3 separate regions of the Homo sapiens genome follow, and all the other regions are linked to region 2. The links are chromatin loops, found by intact Hi-C in ENCODE. Cell type or tissue: PC-9. All regions are shown on one strand.

What was found. Peaks named below come from ENCODE experiments on the same cell type or tissue, not always from the same donor. Only the 100,000 strongest peaks of a DNase experiment are listed, where the experiment ranks them.
Region 1: it touches region 2 in a loop (7-fold over the local background); 4 of 110 quality-filtered maps call a loop at or near these places.
Region 3: it touches region 2 in a loop (8-fold over the local background); 7 of 110 quality-filtered maps call a loop at or near these places.

What each region holds. Positions count from the first base shown.
Region 1 is chr1:179,595,207-179,603,206 of GRCh38, reverse strand. TDRD5 (tudor domain containing 5) reads right to left here. Exons shown (of 18, transcript NM_001199085.3): 4 at 7,389-7,579. Among named protein-coding and RNA genes, the nearest start is that of TDRD5, 7.4 kb to the right of the region's middle. RefSeq lists an enhancer at 4,417-4,476. In PC-9, CTCF peaks have their summits at 3,156 and 3,356 (motif pointing right); a DNase peak (open chromatin) is centred at 3,406.
Region 2 is chr1:178,527,508-178,535,507 of GRCh38, reverse strand. LOC105371631 (a long non-coding RNA gene) reads left to right here and starts at 2,776. Exons shown (of 5, transcript XR_922310.3): 1 at 2,776-3,172; 2 at 6,361-6,495; 3 at 7,369-7,478. In PC-9, CTCF peaks have their summits at 2,815 and 3,017 (motif pointing left); DNase peaks (open chromatin) are centred at 3,017, 4,807 and 5,327; H3K27ac peaks cover 1,915 bases.
Region 3 is chr1:179,810,781-179,818,780 of GRCh38, reverse strand. It overlaps FAM163A (family with sequence similarity 163 member A), which reads right to left. Exons shown (of 5, transcript NM_173509.3): 3 at 6,650-6,671; 4 at 5,591-5,705; 5 at 2,583-5,002. The coding sequence starts at 5,683. The coding sequence ends at 4,592. LOC105371634 (a long non-coding RNA gene) reads left to right here. Exons shown (of 5, transcript XR_007066756.1): 2 at 692-789; 3 at 907-1,413; 4 at 2,254-3,882; 5 at 4,187-4,486. Among named protein-coding and RNA genes, the nearest start is that of MIR12116, 11 kb to the right of the region's middle. RefSeq lists an enhancer at 1-261 and a silencer at 5,462-5,687. In PC-9, CTCF peaks have their summits at 3,635 and 3,843 (motif pointing right); a DNase peak (open chromatin) is centred at 3,790; H3K4me3 peaks cover 1,281 bases; H3K27me3 peaks cover 4,250 bases.

The sequences.
Region 1 (8,000 bases), 1.1 Mb before region 2:
AGTAGCCCTTCTATACACCAAAAGTGACCAAGCGGAGAGTCAAATCAAGAACTCAACCCCTTCACAATAGCTGCAAAAATAACAAAATACTTAGGAATATACCTAACCGAGGAGGCAAAAGACCTCTACAAGGAAAACTACAAAACACTGCTGAAAGAAATTATAGATGAAACAAACAAATGGAAACACATCCCATGCTCATGGATGGATAGAATCAATATTGTGAAAATGACCATACTGCCAAAAGCAACCTACAAATTCAACGGAATCCCCATCATAATATCACTATCATTCTTCACAGAATTAGAAAAAACAATTCTAAAATTCATATGGAACCAAAAAAGAGCCCGCATAGCCAAAGCAAGACTAAGCAAAAAGAACAAATCTGGAAGCATAACACTACCTTATTTCAAACTATACTATAAGGCTATAGTCAACAAAAAAGCATGCTACTGGTATAAAAATAAGCACATAGACCAATGGAACAGAATAGAGAACCCAGAAATAAACCCAAATACTTACAGCCAACTGATCTTTGACAAAACAAACAAAAATATAAAGTGGGGAAAGGACACCCTTTTAAACAAATGGTGCTGGGATAATTGGCTAGCCGCATGTAGGAGAATGAAACTGGATCCTCATCTCTCACCTTACACAAAAATCAACTCAAGATGGATTAAGGACTTAAACCTAAGACCTGAAACTATAAAAATTCTAGAAGATAACATTGGAAAAACCCTTCTAGACATTGGCTTAGGCAAGGATTTCATGACCAAAAACCCATCAGTAAGAAAAAAAACAAGCAATCCCATCAAGAAGTGGGCTAAGGACATGAATTGACAATTCTCAAAAGAAGATATACAAATGGCCAACAAACATATGAAGAAATGCTCAACATCACTAATGATCAGGGAAATGCAAATCAAAACCACAATGAGATACTACCTTACTCCTGCAAGAATGGCCATCATCAAAAAATCAAAAAACAGATGTTGGCATGAATGCGGTTAACAGGGAACACTTCTATGCTGCTGGTGGGAATGTAAACTAGTATAGCTGCTAAGGAAAACACTGTGGAGATTCCTTAAAGAACTAAAAGTAGGCCAGGTACGGTGGCTTATGCCTGTAATCCCAGCACTTTGGGAGGCCGAGGTGGGTGGACTGCCTGAGCTCAGGAGTTCACAACCAGCCTGGACAACATGGTGAAACCCCATATCTACTAAAATACAAAAAATTACCTGGGCGTGATGGCGTGTGCCTGTAGTCCCAGCTACTCGGGAGGCTGAGACAGGAGAACTGCTTGAACCCAGGAGATGGAGGCTGCAGTGAGCCAAGATTGTGCCACTGCACTCCAGCCTGGGCGACAGAGCAAGACTCCATCTCAAAAGGAACTGAAAGTAGAACTACCAGTTGATCCAGCAATCCCACTACTGGGTATCTACCCAGAGGAATCATTATACGAAAAAGATACTTGCAGATGCACATTTATAGCAGCACAAATTGCAATTGCAAAATCATGGAACCAACCCAAATGCCCATCAATCAACAAGTGAATAAAGAAACTATGGTATCTATATACAATGGAATACTACTCAGCCATAAAAAAGGAATGAATCAGTGGCATTTGCTGTGACCTTGATGAGACTGGAGACTATTATTCTGAGTGAAGTAACTCAGGAATGGAAAACTAAACATCATGTTTTCACTGATATGTGGGAACTAAGCTATGAGGACGCCTAGGCATAAGAATGATACAAAGACTTTGGGGACATGAGGGGAAGGGTAGGAAGGGGGTGAGGGATAAAAGACTACAAATAGGGTGCAGTGTATACTGCTTGGGTGATGGGGGCACCAAAATATCACAAATTACCACTAAAGAATTTACTCATGTAACCAAATACCACCTGTACCTCAACCACCTGTGGAAAATAATAAAACAAACAAACAAAAACCCAAAAAACAAAATAGCCAAACCATAAACCAACTGAACTAAAAGGTAAAATAGACAAATCTATAATTATGTTTGAAAATTTCAATACTCCTCCCTCAGTAGTTCATTAAAAAAGTTAAAAAGAAATCAATGACATAACTGACTTAATTGACATTTATAGAATATTATACTCAAATATAGCAAAATACATATTCTTTTGAAGTGAATTATGAAACATTTACCTAGATAAACATATTCTGAGCCATATGAGTCTCAATAAATATATAAGGAATGAAATCTATGTTGTTGGACCACAATGAAATTCGAACAGAAACATCTCTGAAAAAAATCCCCAAATATTTGGATATTAAACAACACACTTCTAAATAATCCATGATACAAAGAAAAAACCAAAAGGGAGATTAGTAAATTTTGACCTGAAAATGAGTTTTCCTATCAAATTTGAATTTCATATCAAAGTTTGGGAGATGTAGCTATAGCAATACTTAGAAGAAATTTATAACCTTAAATGTTTACATTAAAAAGGGAGCAAAATCAATGACCAAACTTCTACCTTAAGAGCAAAGAGGAAATTAACCCAAAGTAAACAGAAGTTACAAAACAATGAGAACAGAAATCAATGAAATAAAAAGTGGAAAAATAAAAAAAATTATCAAAACTAAAAACTTGTTCTTTGAAAAATACAGCCATGCATCTTTTAACAATGGGGATACATTCTGAGAAATGCATTATTAGGTGATTTCATTGTTGTACAAACATAGAATGTACGTAACACAGACCTAGATGGTATAACCTTACTACACACCTAGGATATATGGTACAGCTTATTGCTCCTAGGCTACAAACCTGTACAGCATGTTACTGTACTGAATACTATAGGTAACTGTAACACAGTAGCATTTGTGTATCTAAACACAAGAGGTACAGTAAAAATACAGTATAAAAGATAAAATGGCACATCTGTATAAAGTACTTACCATAAATGGAGCTTGCAGGGTTGTACGTTGCTCTGGGTGAGTGGGTGGTGAATGTGTAGGCCTAGGACATTATTGTACACTACTGTAGACTTTATAAACATCATACACTTAGGCTATACTAAATTTATCTTGTCATGTGGTAAGGTGTTCAGGGACAATAATATGCATGGAGCTGTCATCACCTATGATAACAATGCCTTCCTTCTGGAATACTTCCTGAAGGAAATGCCTGAAGCTGTTTTACAATTAATTTTTTTAGTAAGGAGTGCACTCTAAAATAATGGTACAAAGTACAGTAAAAACACAAACCCATAACATGGTTGTTGATTGTCATTATCAACTATTATGTATTGTACATAATTGTGCTATATATATGACTGTCACCACAAATGTAAGTGTTGCATTGCACTATGTTGTTACAACAGCTACATCACCACCAGGTGGCAGGAATTTTCCAGTTCTGTTATAATTTTGTGGAACTACTGTTGCACATGCAGTCTTGTTGACACAAGTGTCATTATGTGGTGCATGACTGTGTATAAGTGAATAAATCTTTAGTGAGACTGATATGTGTATGAGAGAGATAGAGACAGATAAAGAGCAAGCATCACAGACCCTAAAGACCTTAAAATGTTACTGGGAGAACATTATGAACAACTTTATTTCAATAAATTTGACAACCTAGATGAAATGGACAGCACCTCGAAAGACAAGGTACCAAGGCTCATTTAAAAAAAAAAAAAGAAAGCATAAAATACAAAATAGCCCTATATCTGTTAAAGAAACTGAATTTGTTGTTTAAAACCTTTCTGCAAAGAAAGCTCCAATTTGGTTCACTGATAAATCCTATGAAATATTTAAGAAAAACAAATACCAATGCTACACAAACTCTTTCAGAATAAAGAGGTGGAAAAAAACTTCCCAACTCCTTTCACAAGAGGCCTGTATTAAAATGATTCCAAAACCAGATAAAAGCATTACAAGAAAACTACAGAATATATCTTATAAACATAAATGCAAAACCCTTAAAATATTAGCAAACTGAAGGTAGCAACATATAAAAAGGATACTATATGATGACCAAGCAGGATTCATCCAGAAATATAAGGTTGGCTGAATATAAAACCAAGAAAAGAAATTTTTAAAAAACAAAAGTCCTATAATAATTTCAATGTATGGAGAAAGAACATGACAAAATTCAACATACATTCAGGAAAAAAATTCTGAGAAACTAGGAATAGGAGGGAATTTTCTCAACCTGATAAAAGGCATCTAAAAAGCTACAGTTAATATCATAATTATGAAAGACTGAATATTTTCCCCATATAGTTAGGAACAAGTCAAGATTTTCCACTCTCACATTTATATAATATTATATAATACTAGAGAGCCTACACTGTGTGGTAAGGGTTGGAGGAAAGGCAGATAGATTGAAAAGGAGGAAGTAAAACTGTCTTTACTCTCAGATGGCATGACGGTCTATGCAGAAAATCCAAACTCTACAAAATAGCTGCTAGAATGATTTGAATTACAGAACTGAGTTTATCAAGTACCATGACTCAAGGTCACAGGATACAAGGTCAACATACCCAAAAAAAAAAAAACCAATTGATTTTCTATTAGCAATGATTAGAAATTTTAAATACCATTTATAATAGCTAAAAAATATGAAAGGTGTAAAGGATAAGTTTAACAAAATATGCGCAAGCTTTATGCATTGAAAACTATAAAACATTGCTGAGAGAATGTAAAGACCTAAATAAATGAAGATATACCATGCTTTTGAATCAGCAGACTTGATACTGTTAAGATGTCATTTTCCCCCCAAACATATCTATAGATCCAATGTGATTCTAATGAAGATCACAATCTTATTTATTTCTGGCAGAAACTGACAAGTTGATTTGTATCAAATTAAATGTATCTGCAAATGCAAACCTAGAATATCCAAAGCACTTTTGAAAAATAACAAAGTTGCAAGACTTAACTACAGTCATGGGCTGCATTATGACTTATGGTCAACAATAGACCACCTGTATGATGGTGGTCCCACAAGATTATAATACTGTATTTTTTCTGTACCTTTTCTATGTTTAGATACACAAATACCCCGTTGTGTTACAACTGCCTACAGCATTCAGTCCAATAACATGCTATAATGGTTTGTAGCCTATGAGCAATAGGCTATACCATATAGCCTAGGTGTGTAGTAGGCTATATACCACCTAGGTTTATGTAACTGCATTCTATGATGATCATACAATGATAAAATCACCTAACAACACACTTCTCAGATCATATCCCTGTCATTGACACAGGACTATATATGACAAAGATATTATAAAGCTACAGGAATAAAGATAGTACAGTATTGGCAAAAACAGAAATGTAGATAAATGGACCTGAACAGAGTCTCAAAATAGAACTACACATGTGTGAGGTGAATGGAGGTGCCAAATTAATAAGGAATAACTGTCTATATGCAGAAAACTTTGATCCATGCCTGGTACCTTAGGCAAATCTGGCTTGAAATGGATAATATACCTAAATATAAGAACTGAAAACATAAAACTTCAAGAAAAACGTAGGAGAAAAACTTGTAACTTCGATTAAAATCCATTAGATAGGCAAGAATAAAAGAAAAATATGGGCCAGGCGTGGTGGCTCACATCTGCAATCCCAGCACTTTGGGAAGCTGAGGCAGGCAGATCCTGAGGTCAGGAGTTCAAGACCGGCCTGACCAACATGGTGAAACCCTGTCTCTAATAAAAATACAAAAATTAGCCAGGTGTGGTGGCTGACGCCTGTAATCCCAGCTACTCAGGAGGCTGAGGCAGGAGAATCACTTGAGCCCGGGAGACGGAAGTTGCAGTGAGCCGAGATCGCACCATTGCACTCCAGCCTGGGTGACAAGGTGAGACTCCCTATCAAAAAAAAAAAAAAAAAGAAAAAAAGAAAAGAAAGAAAAATATGAATAAATTAGACTGTATCAAAATTAAAGACTTTTCCACAACAGACAGGATTAAGGAAATGAAGAAGCAAACATCGGCCAGGAGAAAATATTTACAAAACACGCCTCTGATAAGGACTTACATCTAGAATATGTAAATTTTTCCAATTCAATACAATGACAACACAGTTTTATAAAATGGGCAAAATATTTGAATAGACACTTCAAAAAGGAAATACAAATGGCAAACACGCATGTGAAAAGATGCTCAACATTATCATTAGATTATTATGATCCAACTTAAAACCATGAGATAGCACTACACACCCACTCAAATGGCTAATATTTTTAAAACTGACAATCCCAAATGTTAACAAAGATGTGTAACAACTACAACTCTCATACATATCTAATGGGAAAGGAAAGTCATACAGCCACTTTGGAAAACAATGGTAATTTCTTATCAACATACACTTACTATATGATGCAGTAATCCAACCCCCAGGTATTTACACAAGAGAAATGAACTATGGCCATACAAGATGTATGCAAATAATGACAGTGGCTTTATAAGTAAAGGACCAAAGAGGAAATAACCCAAATGTCATCTAATGGGGAAGGTATAACAAATTTACGTGTATCTGTATAATGGACTAACACTAAACAAGAAAAAGGAACAAATTACTGATATATACATCTTGGATAAACCTCAGAAGTATTCTACTAAGTTAAAGAAGCCAAACACAAAAGATTAGATATTGTTTGATTCCATTTATATGAAATTCCTGGAAAGCCAAAATCATAGAAAGCAGTGGTTGTCTGTGGCTGCAGTTGGGGAAAGAAACTACAAAGTGGCATGAAGGAGCTTTTTTGGGGATGATGGAAATGTTCTGTTTTTTATTTTGATGGTGATTGTATAATTATATATTAATCAAAACTCGAACTGTGCACTTAAAATGAGTAAATTTTACTACATGTAAATTATGTTACTAAAGCTAATTTTAGTAGAAATCAGGCATTTTCATGTTTTGAACTTAATTTCCACGTGCTCATTCTGAGCTCTAACTTAAGTTGTTAACATGATGATTTAGTCAGGCATTTATTGGTTATATTCTAATAGTTTTTATTCAAAGTCCTTCAGCATTACAGTCACAGAAAAATACCAGGATTATTATGCTCAGGGACAGCCATTCAGAAGATATTTGTGAGGTAAATTGCAAATATGCTTCTGTAACTTTGGTGAGGAACTGGAACTAGAGATACAGATTTGGGAGTTGGGAGTCATTTGCAGAAAATAGTGGAAACTGTGGAGTTGATAAAATTGTACTCTTCTTTCACTCCACTTCTCACTTCTTACTAATCTACAGAACCATAGGAAATGCTTAGTCAAATTTGAAATAAGTGAATGACTTCAGTTTTTAAAAGGTCAACTTTTCCATCAGATCAAAGTGTTAACACCACTGAATTTAAAAACATCGTATATTTATATCTCCAAATTCTTATCTCTCACCTGGTTTAATTTTTCAGTGTGATTCAGTCTTGAAGTCTCCACTACATTTAACTTGGAAGTCTTTTCCATGCTCATTATTTGCTTCGGTGGTTCCATGTTTGAAGTGGGTTGTGAAAAGCATGGCTTTGCTACCGGAAAGCCTGTGGAGTATGACCCTTGTTTCATTCTAAATGGCTGGGTAAAAATTTTACCTTTTGTGAGTAATAGAAGAAGAAAGAAAAATTGTCACTAGCAACTTCTATTTCATTTTCCGGTGGCTACATACAGAGGCTACTGTGAGCTAACTGCCTTCAACTTAGAAGCAAAAATTAAGAAAAGAAAGCTGACATTTTTACATCAAGCCAAAACTTACATATAGTGTAAGTTATTAGTCATCCATAGAGGAAGACAGAGATCATTAAGTGTTACCAAAAGCTTGGGGCTATCTAAAAGTCCACTTAAGGTCACCTGAATCTAATTATAGAGAGGTGGGATTCAATATGTAAAAAGCTGTATCCCATTTAGGAGACAAAAAAGTCTCCAAGGAGCCTGCTTAGCACTATGCTTTTCAAACTGGATAACCACTAGTAGTAGTACCACAGTTCTGGGAGGATGAAAAGCTACAGAATAAAA
Region 2 (8,000 bases):
AATGCGGAAGGCAGAGGTTGCAGTAAGCTGAGATGGCGCCATTGCACTCCAGCCTGGGCAACAAGAGTGAAACTCTGTCTAAAAAAAAAAAAAGAATTTGAATCAGGGTACAAATGAGATGCAGATGTTGAAACTGGCTGATATAACTTTTTAGTCTGTTTTAGTCTATAGATTACCCCTCCTTTTTTTTTTTTTTTTTTTTTTTTGAGATGGAGTCTGGCATTGTTGCCCAGGCTGGAGTGCAGTGGCTTGATCTCGGCTCACTGCAGCCTCCACCTCCCGGTTTCCAGTGATTCTCCTGCCTCAGCCTCCCAAGTAACTAGAATTACAGGTGCTCACCACCATGCCTGGCTAATTTTTGTATTTTTAGTAGAGACGGGGTTTCACCCTGTTGGCCAGGCTGGTCTCGAACTCCTAACCTCAGGTGATCCACCCACCTCGGCCTCCCAAAGTTCTAGGATTACAGGCGTGAGCCACCACGCCCGGCCTCCATGTTCCATTTTTGAGGAACTGCCAAACTGTTTTCCAAAGCAGCATCACCATTTGACATATTCAGTTTGATGAATTTTTACACATAGTACACACCCATATCCCCACCACGAGATCAGGAATAGGGCATCAGCACTCTAGAATCCTCCCTGTCATCCTTGCACTCTAAAGGTAACCCTATTTTGACTTCTGTCACTCTGGATTAATTTTGATGGCCAGGACTTGAGAGGTGATCCGAGGAATGCTTCCACTGGAGAACTCAGCGTTAGCAAAGGCACAATGGCCGAGGCAGGGCAACCCCAGCTTTACATTCTGCAGGACAGGGACCCAGATTCTCTTGTGGTCCCACCAAGGCCTGGTGAGCAGGCAGGTCTCCTCCTCCCCTGCCCCGCTTCCTGCACAGCCAGCAGAACTTTTCAAAGGAACAGCAAGCAGGGGGGCTTCTTAATTGGGATCCCCTGGGAGGCAGAGGAGGAGATCCATGTGCGCGATGACTAAGTTTCATCCTAATGGAGGACTTTAGCATGCAGTGCCATGGCAAAACCTGGCTTGCGGTGGGAAGGGAATCTGTCCTTGCATGGCCCTGGCACAACTGTGTCCCCGGGCCTGTTAGGCTCTGCTCACCTCCTACAGCAGGCTCTTTAGGAAAGACCCAGGCTCCCAGAGCCCAGCTCACAGCCGCTGAGGCAGGACTTTCTGAGCAAGTCTCTCCTGACCACAGGGAACTGCTGTGTGGGCAATTTGGCAGCAAGGGCATCTGTTCTGCAGGGCAAAATGCTAGAGAACCAGCTGGAGAACCATGCTGCATGGGGAGGGCTCTCAGGTGGTGGCCCCTGGAGAGTCAGGCCTGCTGCAGCCCCATTACCTTGAGGCCTTTCTCCCAGCTCAGCAGTTCTCTGGCTTCCAGCCTTTTCCCTGAACTGACCTTCTGTCTCTGGCCTCACCCAAGCACACATGCAGAATGACACTGAAGTCACTCAAAACTGCTAGAGATATTTACCCCTGATCTGCAAACCCCCTAACTTGCCAATGATCTTTCCATCCCAGCCCCTAACTCTAATTTGCTTCCAAATTCCATCCTCAGCACAGTCTGAAATTGTCACTCCCCTCCAGCCCACTGCCTGGGAACTTACCAATTAGAGGTTAATTTGGGTACTCATTAAAAGATGCAAACAGGCTGGGTGTAAGGGCTCACACCTATAATCACAGCACTTTGGGAGGCCGAGGTGGGAGGATCACTTGAGCTCACAAGGGGTTGGAGACCGGCCAAGGCAACGTGGTGAGATCTCCGCCTCTACAATAAAAAATATTTTAAAATTAGCTGGGCATGTGCTTGTAGCCCTAGATACTCAGGAGGCTGAGGCAGGAGGATCACTTGAACCCAGGAGGTTGAGGCAGCAGTGAGCCATGATTGTGTCACTTCATTCTAGCCAGGACAACAGAGCAAGACCCTGTTTCACTCAAAAAAAAAAAAAAGATGTGCAAAGTCCCTGGGAGGGCTGGTCTGTCCCATATCAGGGTGCTTTCTTTTAAGAGATTGAGCTCCTACCAACACTGAGCTGGGAAGAGCAGCAGCTGCAGACACTTGGCTTTGGGGCGCCTCACATAATGCTGTGCTCTGCAGAGATAAGTCTCGGGTCCAGGTCTAGAAAGGGAAATAGGATGATGCCAAAACCAAACCTTTTATGGTTCAGTATTTTGTGTACACCAGGGCCGGGTGCAGTGGCTTCGCCTGTAATCCTGAGCTTTGGCTGAGGCTTGAGGCAGGAGGATCACTTGAGGCCAGGAGTTTGAGACCAACCTGGACAACATAGTGAGACCCTGTTTCTACAAAAAGAATTAAAAATTAGCCAGGTATGTTGGCATGCACCTGTAGTCCCAACTACTCGGTACTATTTTTTTTACTCAGGAGGAAAAATAATAAAATAATTATAAATATATATATACCATGATGGGATTGAAACCCAGCTTCTTTTTCTCTCCAGTCCTCTCGCTCCTACTTGTCTCCCTTCCTTTCTCTCTCTTCTCCACACTGTCCTTCCCCTATTCCTTTTCTCTGACCCTAAAACAGAAAATAGTCTCATTCCATTAAAGATATAAAACAGTTTTTTTTTGGCGGGGCGGGGTGGGGCAGCAAACTTGGAATCTAACCATTGTCACAGCATCATTTTATGGAAAAAACACCTCGTCCAGCCCTGTACCTGGCCCATTGCAGGTACTCAACAAATGCTAGTTAAGTAAATAAAGGAATGAATGGAAGTCCCTTTATTGTGAGTTCCGAATACGGATTTGGGGTGTCCTTTTGGAACTGATCCCTCTGTGAGGGGCCACTGGCTTTCCTGTAGGCACAGATCAGCGGTGTCAGTCTTCCTGGGTCCCCCTGAAAATTCCAAAGAGGAAGCCATGGTGGGACCGCGTGGGACGCAGGGTCTAGACTCCCAGTCTGGTCTGATTTTCTTGTTTGCATCCTTGCCGCTTTTCCTTCTGGAGAGTTCAGTGGGCAGGGACTGATGGGGCCACAGCGCCCTCTGCTGGCGTGTTCTCACAGTCGACTTTTGCCTGCCCGAGCTTATACATACAGCGCCCTCGGAATTGGAGGGCTTGGGGCAGACTGAGAATGGGGATTTCTGGTTTTATTCCAGGCCCACTCCTTAGTGAATGTCAAGACCAAAGGTGGCTCCTGGTAATAAAATGAGTGTCAGGGCTCCCAGGCATTAATAACCTAAATGAGAGTAGGTTTTGTTTTTGTTTTAACAGCCTTCCTGGTCCAAGTGCCTGAGAAGTGTCAAGGGGAAATGGCTTCTTGCCCGGGCTCAGCGCTGTACCTCTGATGTCAAATTGGCTCTCTGCCTGCTTTTGAGAGGTGCAGCCTGCTGCTCCCTAAGTGAACGGGGAGCGTTTTCTCCAACAGCCCTGTCCATGACAGGCCTGGCTCTCACACACAGGCAGGGGCTGAGCCTTCCCTGATCAACACGAAATCTGGCCCTCCGACAGAGGCCCGTGGGCAGCTGAAGAGGAAGCCTAAAGCCTCACTACCTGCACCAAGCCCTTCTCAGCCTTCTTTCAGGATTGCAACAGCAGACAGGGGAGCGCTCCTGGGTAGGGCGGGGGGCGGTAATGGCAGGGGAATGACCCCCAGGCCGTGGGCAGCCCCTTGTTCAGAGCGAGGCCCCCTGTTTTCCATACAGCAGATCCCATTGCTTATAGTGGTGACTTTAGTGTGCCCTGGAAGGGCTCACCCAGGAAGTATTGTGAAAATGCAGATTCTGATTCAGTAGGTCTGGGGTAGAGCCTGAGATGCTGCACCTCCCACAAGCTCCCAGACAGTGCTGATGCTGCCGGGCCGGGGACCACATCGAGAGAAGCCAGAGTGTCCAGGAAACAGGTTCTGAAGTCAGAATGCTAGGATTCGAATTTCAGCTCTGCCACGTATCCTGTGACCTCAGACAGATTATGCTCATTACCTTCTCTCTGAGTTTATTTCATCCTGTATAAAATGGCAAGAATGACAATTTCAACGGCTGCATAGAATGACAGAGGGACTTCACAGGGTTGTCATAAGTATAAAATGAAATAAATAACCAGGCGTGGTGGCTCACGCCTGTAATCCCAACACTTTGGGAGGCTGAGGCAGGCAGATCACAAGGTCAGGAGTTCAAGACCAACCTGGCCAACATGGTGAAACCCTGTGTCTACTAAAAATACAAAAATCAGCCAGGTGTGGTGGTAGGCACCTGTAATCCCAGCTACTCGGGAGGCTGAGGCAGGAGAATTGCTTGAACCCGGGAGGCGGAGGTTGCAGTGAGCGGAGATCACGCCACTGTACTCCAGCCTGGGGGACAGAGCAAGACTCTGTCTCAAAAGAAAAAAAAATGAAATAAATAATATTAGAAAAGCTCTTAGCCCAGAACCCTCAGTGCCCAGTAGATGGTAAGTCTCTTGATGTCCACGTGGCCTTTCGACAGGTGCTTATCGATCCCCTGCTAGTGCCTGGCACTGTTCTGGGCCCTGGGATATGGCAGTGACAGAAACAAAATCTCCACACTCAAAAAGCTTAGATTCTCGTAGAAAAAGACAGACAATAAACAAATAAGTAAACTGTATGGTATGTGAGTTGGTGACAAGAGTGCTGGAGAGAAAAATAAAGCAGACAGTAAGAGAGATAAGGAATGCTGGGACTGGGGGCCACTGAGAAGGTAACTTTGAGGCGAGGGAGCTGGCCGACTGGAAGGCTGAGAATTCTAGTGATGGTGGTGGCAGGGTGGTGAGAGGGGGTAGGGTTTGCAAGTGCAGAGGCCCTGAGGCAAGAGGGTATGTGTTGTGTTTGAAGAAAAACAAAGAAACCAGCATGGCTAGAAAGTGCAAGTGAAATACTGTACAGGGTTAGGGATGGGGAAGGCAGCAGGGCGGATCCTGTAGGGCTTTGTGAACCATTGACTTTGCATTTTGCTCTGAGAGAAGTGGGAAAACACTGGAAAGTTCTGAGCTGAAGAGTGACATGTTCTAATTTATGTTTTTAAAGGACAGCTTCAGTTTGCTGAGACTAGACTGTGGCAAGTCAGAGTAGCACCCCTTGGGAAGGTGGGTAGGCAGCCCGTTGCCATGGAATTGGGGGATCCTCAGAGCTGCTGAGTTTAAGAGAGATGGATCTGGGCCCCAGTCAGAAGTGTTGGATGCCTGAGCCCATCCTCAGCCACCTTCTGGGCTGGCCTGTGGCCTGTGACCCAGGAGAAGGAATGTTGTGAGTGGGCACTGGGCCAGTGCTGTGGCAGTGATGGGATGGATGACACAGTCTGGCCTCCTCCTGGGCCTCCCCTCTTAATTGCTCCCAGATGACTCACCCTCATGTTTCTCTGATGACCACATGCGTCAAGGCCTGGGGCTGCCGCACCTGTTACCTATGGGAGGGCTGGGGTGAGCCAACTGCCCCTCACTCTGTTGTCATTGGCCACCAGGTTGACAGGAGTGAGATGCTGTGTTACAAGGGACCCACCCCTGTCCTCTAGAATAGCCAGTCCTGATCCCCACCCACTCACGTTTTCCTATTATTTTATTTCCTACCTCCTCTCAAAATAACTGTAAGTCATTTGTTTATTTTTTAAGGTAGATCAAAATTCATTTCATTGCAGGCCTCGACATGATAAGTGTTAGTCAATGTGTCAGAAAACTGGGTCTGTGAATGGAAGGCCTTTGATCCAGGAAAGGCAACTCTGACCTCATGGTTACTGTCAACACAACAGTTTTTAAAAAATCTAATTCCTCCATATATACTCATTTAATTCTCACAACACTCCTATTAACTAGATGTTATCACCCCTACATTCTGGAGGAATATGCTGAGTCTCAGAGAGGCTAAGTAACGTGTCTGCAGCATCCACCAATTTGTATCTGGATCCGGCTGGCTGTGACCTCTGAGCTCCTCCTATCTCACCTGCTATCTCTAAAAGAGTTGCTGGCCCCAGAGGGCCACAGGGCAAAGGGAGCAAAGTGCTGGGCCGGGAGCCAGAAAACCTGGGCTGTAGTCCTGGCCTGGCCACAGCGGAGGGCGCCTCGCCACACACCTCTGGACCTCAAACCCCTCACCTGTAAATGGAAGAGATTGACCAGACCATCTCCAAGATCTCTTCTGTGTGGCCTTAGCTAAGGCTTGTTTGGTGATAACAGAAGCCCACTCTGCCTAAACAGGAATGGGTGATATAGTCCAAGAGGCCAGGGGGTCCCTCAGAGCTAAGGTGGGAACTACAACTGGACCAAGAGGGCCTGGGACCCGGAGAGTGGCTCTTGCAGCCCCCTCTTTGGATTGCAGGGCCTTTCCCTCCACTCCTCCACTTCATTCTTCTCTTTCTGTGAACTGGTTTTCTTTTCCAACAGATCAGCTTTTTCTGCATCTTCAGCTAACGGTGGCAGATGGCAACCCAGCTCCCAGTTACATATCTTCAATTCTGGGGCCAACTGAGCTCTCACCAAATTCCAGTTCCAAATCCCCAGGGAAAGGAATCCAACTGGGTGAGCTGGGTTTGGCATCCACCCCGGTCCAGTCAACCGGCTCCTGATTATGTCCAGGAGGGCAGGGTCCCATGGCACAGAAGTAGGGGCCTGGGTCAGGGAGATGCCCACCATGGCTCTGTACACAGGACAGGAATAGTATTTTTAGGAAAAGAGACAAAATTAAGTATCATTCTGTCCCAGAGGAGGTGACATTGAGACCTACGAATAAAGCACAAGCTTGCCAGTAAAGCTGGCCTGTGCGCAGTGTCAGCAGGAACGTCTGGCGGTGGCTCCCTGCAGGTCTCTCCCCAGGGGCACAGGAAACAGCTTTTTGACAGCCAGGCAAGCCTGTCCCTGAAACACACACAGATGTCCTGTTGCCTGTGAGTTGGGTGACATGGGACTGGGGCATGAGGGGGCTTGGGAAAGATCAAGGGATGGGGAAGGCAGAGACCACTGCCACCAGTCCTCGGCACTGAATTAGAGCTGCAGCATCATTTCCATAAAGAAGTTAGTGCCTCAGCAGATTGTGGCAGCTCAGTTTCCCTGATGACTTTGCTTCTGTTCTTAAAACTGGCACCTACGTAGGCTGGGAGGCAGCCTTGCTCATCCCGTCTGCCAGCCTGGCACCATGGTGATGTATGTATATTTCCAGATATGATCTGGGATGGACACTGGATAGTATGGAGAATTTTCTTGGGATCGCCCCCAAACCTGCACAGTCCCGGAGGGCTCCATGTGACAGGAGACCCCTGTTGGCACCCCAGGACCCTCGGGGATGTCCACAGTCCCAAGGCCACAGAGCCAAGAGGGCAGGAGTGGGTCAGAAGGGCCAACATGTGAATCTGTCAGGCTAGGCAGCAAAAGTTCAACCAAAAAATTTTTCCTCAGCCCCTGCCAAGTGCAGGGTTCTGACCACCATGCTGAGGATGAAGATGAAGACAGCATAAGCTCTGCCTCTAGAAACTGACAATCTGCATGGAGAGGAAAGACATATGCAGGTTGGAACAGTAAGATGGGAAACACCTCTACACGGCCGAGTGACCTATTCCTTGGGTCAATGAGGAGCTGTTAGAGCAGAGGGCAGTGCAGCGGGGATGATGGGAGATTCCTGGAGCTCAGAGAAGAAGGGGAGTGAAGGCAAGGATATGGGAATGTGAAGGGCACATTTGGGACCCTAGAGTGTAGGGTTTACAGATAGGAACGGGGGAGAAAAGGTGAAAAATAATATGGGAAATGCAAGGCCTTGAACGGCAGGTTAAAGAGTGTGTCTGTTATCCCACCAGTAATCAGCCCTGGGGATGGTTTTTGAGCAAGACGGTGAGTTGCAGAGTAAAGTAGTAGTTCGGGAGGAAATCTCTGGAAGTGGCGTGGACAATGGATTCCAGGCTGTGAGAAGAAACTCCTGGAGTCAAGAGGACTGGGTCAGAAGCTACTGGACATAGCTCAGGATCCAGACACTAAGAGCTTGGATTAGAGTGTGTATGGGAGAGGGGAGAATTCAGGAATAAACATTTGAAATG
Region 3 (8,000 bases), 1.3 Mb before region 2:
AGTGTAGGCCGTTTTCTTTCTGAGTTCCGAGCAAATCGAGCTGGGGGACTCCGGGGTATGCTGCCCTATCCCAGGAGTCTCAGTCTTAGGTAGTTTGGCGATCTTCTCCTGTAAATAATCAATAGTCCCTGAACAGCACTTGTAAATTTGAGCGTAGAAAACTGGGTGAGATGTTTTTATGGTGAAAGAAGCTTCTCCTTGAAGTCCCTGCAGAAGCCCCAGGGGCAGAGTGACATGGACAGGTTTTGGGGATGTGGGCTGAATGATGCCATTATGGGGCTGCTGGAATCTGGGGTGCCAGAGCTGTTGGTTGGAAAGCCCCCGGGTATGAGGGCAATGTGCCACTTTGACGACAGCCTCTGCCTCCAACTTTTTTGGGCCTGAACAGTGCGGAGGATGAAAACTTCTCACCCAGCTTTCTACATTCAAGTTTACAAGTGCTGCTCAGGACCCACTGATTATTTCCAGGGGAAGATCACCAAACCGCCTAAGGCCGAGACTCCCAGGATAGCGCAGCATGCCCCGGAGTCCCCCAGCTCGATTTGCTCAGAACTCAGAAAGAAAACAGCCCACACTCCTTGAACTTCAGGCACTGATGGAGGCATTTTCCAAAGAACAGTGACAAGGACGGCCAGCACCTCTCTTGCATTCCTCAGTCTGACTCAAGCTGCTCTTCCACCCTCCTCCCCAGCTGGAGCTGAGGCTGAAGGCAGTTGAGGGCCACCAGGGAGAAGAGCTGGGTCAGGGCCGTGACTTGCCAGCAAGCATGAGGCCAAGCAGATGTGCCGGGTGAGAGGCTGGAGGCCGAGTCCGGGCTGGCTGCCCTGCGGCGGCAAAGGAGATGGCTGGAGGTTGGGATGGATGCAATGATGAGTGTGCCTCAGGGTCTGGTTTCTGATTCCATAGAACAGCTGTGGTGACAGAGCTGTGGCCAACTGCTCCCTGGGCCGAGGGTGAAGGAAGCTGTGCTCCCACTGGTGCTAGGGAAGGCTGCTGCAGGGCTGGAGGCCTGGGTGCTGGACTGCTGGGGCAGGCTGCCTGCTGTACCCCCAAGCTGCAGTCAGGGCTCGCCCTGAGGCCCTGAGGTGGAGAGAGAGCAGCTGTCTCGTACACACCCATGTGCACAAGTGCAGGCACACACACACACACACACACACACACAAAAGACGTTCTCACTTCATCCCCGAATTCTCCCTCCTACACACAAAGCTAGTTCCCAGTTCTCCAGTCCCCCTCCATCCCTCTCCACTTCTGTAGTCTCTGCTGGGCTGCACTGGGGATCTGGTCCCAATTCCCCTCTCTTCCCTTGCTGCCCCTGTAACAAAGGGCTGGCCATGTGACATGATCTCCTCAGGCTTCAGAGAAGTGATTTTACCCTGAGCTACACAGGCAGGAAGACCACCAGCCTGGAAGGTGTGTGTGCAGGGTTGGGAAGAGGGGAAGGGCAGGTAGCAGGGGCCGAGGCCTGGGTTGCCCCACAGGGAAACTCACTATCCTCAGCAGGGCCCTTCAGCCACTTTCCCAACAAACAGCAAATCTCCGCCGATTGAACTCTGACTGAGGCAATGGGGGCATGCCAGGCAACAAGGTGGAGGTTTGCTACCGTGGGAGCAGGGAGAGCGTGGAACACAGACGCTCTGGGTGTTGAAGAGGAGGCTTCACCCTTAAATCCACACCAACAGCCCCCTTCACTTCCCCCGGTGAAGAACGAAGGACCCTGTGGGATTTCTACTTCAAATCTCTCATTTATTCCGACATCCACTCGGTTATGACTCCAAGTTATCAAAGATGCAAGACAAGAAGTCTAGAGCAGGAGTGGTGAAGTGGAGGTGGAGAAAGACGGCGGAGAGGGCTGTGTTCCTGGCCCCTCCTTCTCTTCCAATTTAGGGCACCGTTTGAAAAGTGTACAAGTAGTGTCCCTTAGCACAGACTAGACAGCAGAAAAGGACAGTGCAGTTGAGTGGGGGAAGCTTCCTTTTCCACAGGGTGGGGCCCTGCGGCTGCAGCGGGCAGGCAGGCAATCTCGAGCCTGGTTGGAGACCGTGCCCTGAGCAGCGTGGGCTATGTGGGGAAGAGCTGGGGCCCACCATCTCTCCAGCACCCCAAACCCAGATTCTGATTTGTGGGGCTAGCAGGGCTTAGCTAGGAAAGCGGTAGGAGGGAGGGGATTGCACAGGACGCTTGTACTCAGGGACCCCATCAATCAGGGGCAAGAAGTGGGTGATGGTTAACTGGGTCTTGATTTTTACAAAGGCAGGACGTACGAATGATGTTATTTCTGGCAAGGAGGACACGGCTGCTGTGGTTGATTGGCTGTGGAATTCCAGGGGAGCAAGGCACTAGGAAGTGGGGAACGCTGCCAGGCCCAGCAGCTCATCAGGAGCTTGCACTTGGCCCAGTTAGGGCTGGCCGTGGGACGGGCTTGTTGAAGCTGCTGCCGCCATAAGCTGCCCCTCTGCACCAGGAGACAGATCCCATTACCCCACCTACAGCTGCTTCCTGGTACAAGAGAAGAGTTACCATTTGAAATGACTCCACAGGAGAGTCTGACAAACATGTTTGCTTTTCACTGACAATTAAAATTGTTTTGCTGCTAATCTTGTTTTATTGTGGTCTTTCATCCATCAGCAAGCATCCCTGCACGCAAGATCAGAGTTGGGTAAATACATCCAGACCCTGCCAGGATTAGGGCAAGAGGGAGTGCTCTGGGCCGGCAGATCTTTTTCGGAAATTCTCACTTCTTGGAGCACTAAAGGGTTGTTAGTCTATCTGGGCAAGCCTCGTTTCCCTGGAGAAAATGGAGTCTCAGAGATTAGTGACTGGTCCTAGAGCTAATGAGTGACCAAAGTGTGACCAGAGCCCAGGTCTGCTTCTCAACCCAGGGCACTTTGATTCCAGATTGAGATGTAAGGTGACAGGTGCCTTAATAGTGGCGCAAAAGATGTGCATTCCCCTCTTCCTCCCTCCCCGCTCCCTGCTCCCCCAGCGGCACCCTGACCTTCCTCAAATGCAGAATCAAGATTTCAGCAGGGGGGCCAGCCCTTTCCCTGCCCCACCCTCCTCGAATTCAGTGACTCAGGAGTGGGAAGGGGGTTAGCTATGCCCTTAGAAGGGGGCCAGCTTCTGCAGAGGCCACTGGAAAACTCATCAGGATTCTCACTCACAAAGCCACTGCCACATTCTAAGTAGGAAGTCGGAGTTGGAAATGAGGCTGGTGTGAGACACAATAAATGGCTCATCGCCAGGAAACTGGGGAGTAGGGCGGCCAAGGGAGGGCGGCGAGCGTGGAATCCCAAGGCTAAGTCACGTCCCTCCCATCCTCAGGACTGGGCTGTTGCTCTGGTGAGATGAATGAAGATCCTGCTCCACGGCGTCACAGGTGGATGCTTACATAGAATGCCGGGCTCTGGGGGACTTGACGTGGTTTCAGCCGCTGCAGCATCGCCCCACAGAGATTCTGTGCTCTTCCTGTTCACCAGCCCGCTGTCTGCCATGGGGATTGGTCACGTGTTAACCACCTTTCGTTCAAGCTGTTTCGGGATCAGACTTTTCCTTCTCTGGTACATGGGAGACCTTTCCTCTCTGCAGCTCCTGAATGTACAAAGCCCCTGGTGCCTACCCGTGGTTACTGTGTGTGTGTGTGTGTGTGTGTGTGTGTGTGTGTGTCTGTGCGCGCGCGCGCGCGTGCGTACACCTGGGAACGGTTATGCACACCCTCACAGGACTGCATCCACACAAGCTACTCGGCGTGGTGGGCTGGGCCGAGAGACAGTCAGCTGGTCTCTTTGCTAAGCTACCAGAAGTCGGCTAACAAAATGAAAAAACTTCTCCAGCAGGGGGCGCTGGTTCCTAAGTCAGAGAAAGGATTTCGGGGAACACAAGGTTAGACACTTTCTGGTGCAGTCCCCACAAGCCACCTTAGGCTTTAAAGTCAACTTGACACGTCCCACGAGGAAGGGGGCAGGTGAGATGTGATACGTTCAGGAATCAACGACCCTACGGGAGCAGCTACAGTGACAGCAGTAGCTATGGTAACCAACGTACAAAGCTGGGCTGTGAACTAGCTGTTGGAGTCGTTTCAGCAAGCGCGTCCTGAAGCAGTGCCGTTGACGCCCCGCCCCTCGCTTCTCCAATGCTGGAATTGTAGCTCTCACTTCTCTCCTTGCCCTCTGTCCCCTTTTCCTAGGCACGGATGCTTCATCTCCCGAGGACCCGGGAGGCCTCCTGAGCCTTTGCTGAGCTTTCCCTGGTGCTCCTTTTTGCAGTCCAGCGAATCCAGGGGACTGGGGCACACTGCAAGGGGTTGTGGTGGTGCTGGGGCTGCCAGAGGAGTGTCCCAACCAAGAAACTGGCGAAGCTGCAGACTCGACCTAGCAGTCCCCCACCTCTGGCCCACAGAGTTGGAGCCAGGCCCTGTCTTGGTTCTCAATGCACTCAAAAGCTTAAATCCTAGTAAACCCTCCACTGCGGAGCGAGAAAAGCCAAAGAAACAGAAACAACCCATGTGGGGCTGTTGGAGGGTCATTCATCACCCCCATGGCCCCCGCCAGGGCAGCAGTGTGGGTGTGTGTGCGGGTCGGGGTGGAAGGATTTACACGTCTGTACTAATAGCCCTTGGATTGGTGAAGGCCTCACGCCCAGAGCCTGGCCAGGTCACCGGGTAACTCTGGGGTGCTGCCAATTTGAGGGATGGGGGTCCCCCCTCTTTGTAGTATGTGGGAGCAAAGGAGAGCCTCTCGCCTCCACCCCCATTGGGCACCATGTCAGCCGTCCGTATGTAAAAGGGGGAGCTGTATGGGGAGCAGGTAGTGCAGTGGCTCGCGGCCACCCCACAGGGCTGGCTGCAGGGCTCGCTGGTGAGAGGCGCCAGGCTGCCTCTGCCGTCCAGGGCTTGGGAGCTGCAGGCATTGCAGGTGGGGCCTCTGGGATGCGTGGGAAGGTCGTGCTCCCGCTCCTCCTCCTCGTCTGCAACCTCGGTTCCGCTCTTCTTGCAGCAGTAATACTGTGCGGAAGGGCAGAGGGATGCCTGAGAGGGTGAATGCTCCCCCCGCCCCATGCATTTTTGAGCGTGCACAGGTGCCCCTGTCCCCTGCTCCATGGAGAACCTAGTGCCAGGCACTGAACCCCAGGGGCCTGCTCCACAAGTTTCTAATCCCAGCTTTGCAAGGCCAGTACTGCTTTCCTTTTCCCCTCCCACCACTCCTCGCAGTAACTCCAGGCTGTAGTTGAGCGGGGCAGGGACACACACATCATATTGAGGACAGGGCTGGAGCTGCTGGCGGCAGCTTTCAGAGCCTCCCCAGAATGGTGCTCTTCCCATGCTCCTGAAATCTCAGAGGTGCAGGAGACACAACCCAATGACCCCGTATCTTTCCAGCACACTTTCTGTGTGCTCTGAGTGGGCAGGCTGGGGGGCACTTAGCTCCCTTCCGACCAGCCCCAACTCCCATCCTCCTTGACTTACGCCTGCTACATTCCATAGCTTTGGGCTCTGTGGGCCCTGAAGTCGGCCTCCAGTTTCTGCCCCCATAATGAAAAAGAGGTTTGCTGGTGGCCTGGCAGCCTCTGGCTACGGGTCCCGGGGACTGACCTGGAGCCTGCAGTAGCACAGGACGGCAATGATGCAGAGGAGGATCACCGTAGCTAGGATTCCGCCAGTGATCACAACCGTTCCCGCTGTCATCCGCCCGGCGCCCCATCAAACTCTGCAAAGATGTGCGGAGGGCTGAGGACCAGCTGTGGCTGCAGCCCTGGGCTGGGCCGGGGGGAGTCTTCCTGGAACTGCCCCGAGGCTGGGGCAGGGGGCCTGAGAGCAGCAGGTGCCGGGAGGGCCAGGCCCCAGGGGTTTCCTGAAGGCTGAGGACGACTGTGGCTCCAGACTGGGCCAGCCTAAGTGGGCGAAGTTGAGTACCCAGTTTCAAAAAGTTCTCACGATCTTTCCCCTTTGGTGCTCTTCTCGCCTTTCCTCTCCCGTCACACCCTTCTTAGCTCCCGCTTCTGCGTGGCTGCAGACACAGAGGAACAGCTGCCGCTGATTGCGGGGCTCCTCCCTGTGTGGCATCATGCTAAGCACCCCCACGCATCTTACTACATCCTCGCGATAACCCTTCGGGGCAGTTATTAGCTATCCCTACCGCACGCATGCTGAACGGGGCTGCGAATAATTTGGCTGCGATTCCACCCAGCCCGTTCATCCCAAAGGCTGTGCTCTTGATCCCCGCCCTCTTGGCACACACCCCAGTGGTCCCTGAGCCTTTGGCCCGGGCTGGCGGGGAAAGGGCCACATCTCGAAAACACCAGGTGGCTCTTCTCTGGCTCAAACCAGCACTTCTTTTGGGGGTATCTCTCTTCTCCTTCAAACCCTCCTGGAAAACAAAGGCAAGGCGAGCCCAGAGGGAGTGGTGTGTGGCATTCTGGGCCCTGGAAGGCTGTGGCCAAGCTGGGGAGACTGGTCCTGGCTTCTGAGGCTGAATGAACAGGACAGAGGCAAGCTCTGGGCATGAGGCTGTCATGGCTTCAGACAGATTCTCCTTTTAGGTCAGTGAATGGGGATTTCTGAGCCTCCCAGGTGCATTGGGACCAAGGGGCAGGAGGGTGGGGAATGGGAAGTTGGCATCTTGGAGATGGAAAAATGACTACGATCACTTACATTCAGTAAAGGGAACGGCGACCTGCAAGACAACAGAAAGGACAGAGATGTTGGAAGAAGAGAGTTACTCACTGAAAAAGGCCAGAAGGGTTAGATGATTCCCAGACAACCCTCATTTTGCTTTCTTCGCTGTGTGGCATATCATCAGTGAGCCCACAGACCCCAAGTCCAGGTCTCCAGCTGGGTCTCCAGCTGCTAGTAGATAGACATTTCAGTGGATGTCCCAGTGGTCATCTCAAACTCAGTTATGACAGGTTAAAGTCACCACCCTGCTCTCCAAATGGACTCCTCTCCTCCGACCTGTCTGGAGGCTCTGTTGGTGGCTCCACCAGAGCTGTCCCGAAGGGCTTTGCAAATTGTTTATTACTCAAAGGGCAAGTGGGGGCTAGAACCCAACTGCACTGTGCTCACAAAGCTATGCACCCTGGTGTGTTCACCAGGTAAAAGGGGGTGCCTTTATCTCTTTACCCAAAGATATCACATGTCCACCACTGTCCTCTTAGAGGGCTGCACCTGCCCGGCAGTGTGGCTCCAAATCCACTCCCGCTCTGTGGACCAGCAGCGTGGGCATCACCTGGGAGCACCATTAGAAAGATAGCATCTCAGGCCCCCCACAGGCCTAATGAGTCAGAGTTTGCATTTTAACAAGGTCCCAATTGAGTAGGTTGCACATTAGAGTTTGACAAGCCCATGGGACGTTCCCCTAGCTGCCCAGAATTTAAACTCCTCAAATTCTTCTTTGGCTACCCCAGTCTTCTGTCCCCCACACCAGTGAAGACTCATCACCTCTCAAGCTGCACTGGCACAATGGTTTCCTAACAAACCTTCCCAGTTTTGTCTCTGAGTACCCTTCCTGCCACCAGCTGTTAAGCCTTCCTTCATACCCCTGGGCCTTTCTGTGACTCTCATGCACCACATTGCCTGCAGGATACATTTATCTGCCCATAAACTTTTAGAGACAGCTTCAAAGACATTGCCATCCCCCACGTTCCTGCACACTTACCCTATTTATCTTTCCCTCCTCACCTCCCTTTCTTCCGCTTACGTGATCCACTGCCCCATCATGCAGTCCCACTGTTCTTTTTTTTGGAGACAGAGTCTCACTCTGTCCCTCAGTCTGGAGTGCAGTGGCACAATCTTGGCTCACTGCAACCTCTGCCTGCTGGGTTCCAGTGATTCTCGTGCCTCAGCCTCCCGAGTAGCTGGGATTATAGACGTGCAACCCCACACCGGGCTAATTTTTGTATTTTCAGTAGAAACGGGGCTTCACCATGTTGGCCAGGCTGGTCTCAAACTCCTGACCACCCACCAAGGTGGGTGATCCACCCGCCTTGGCCTCCCAAAGTGCTGG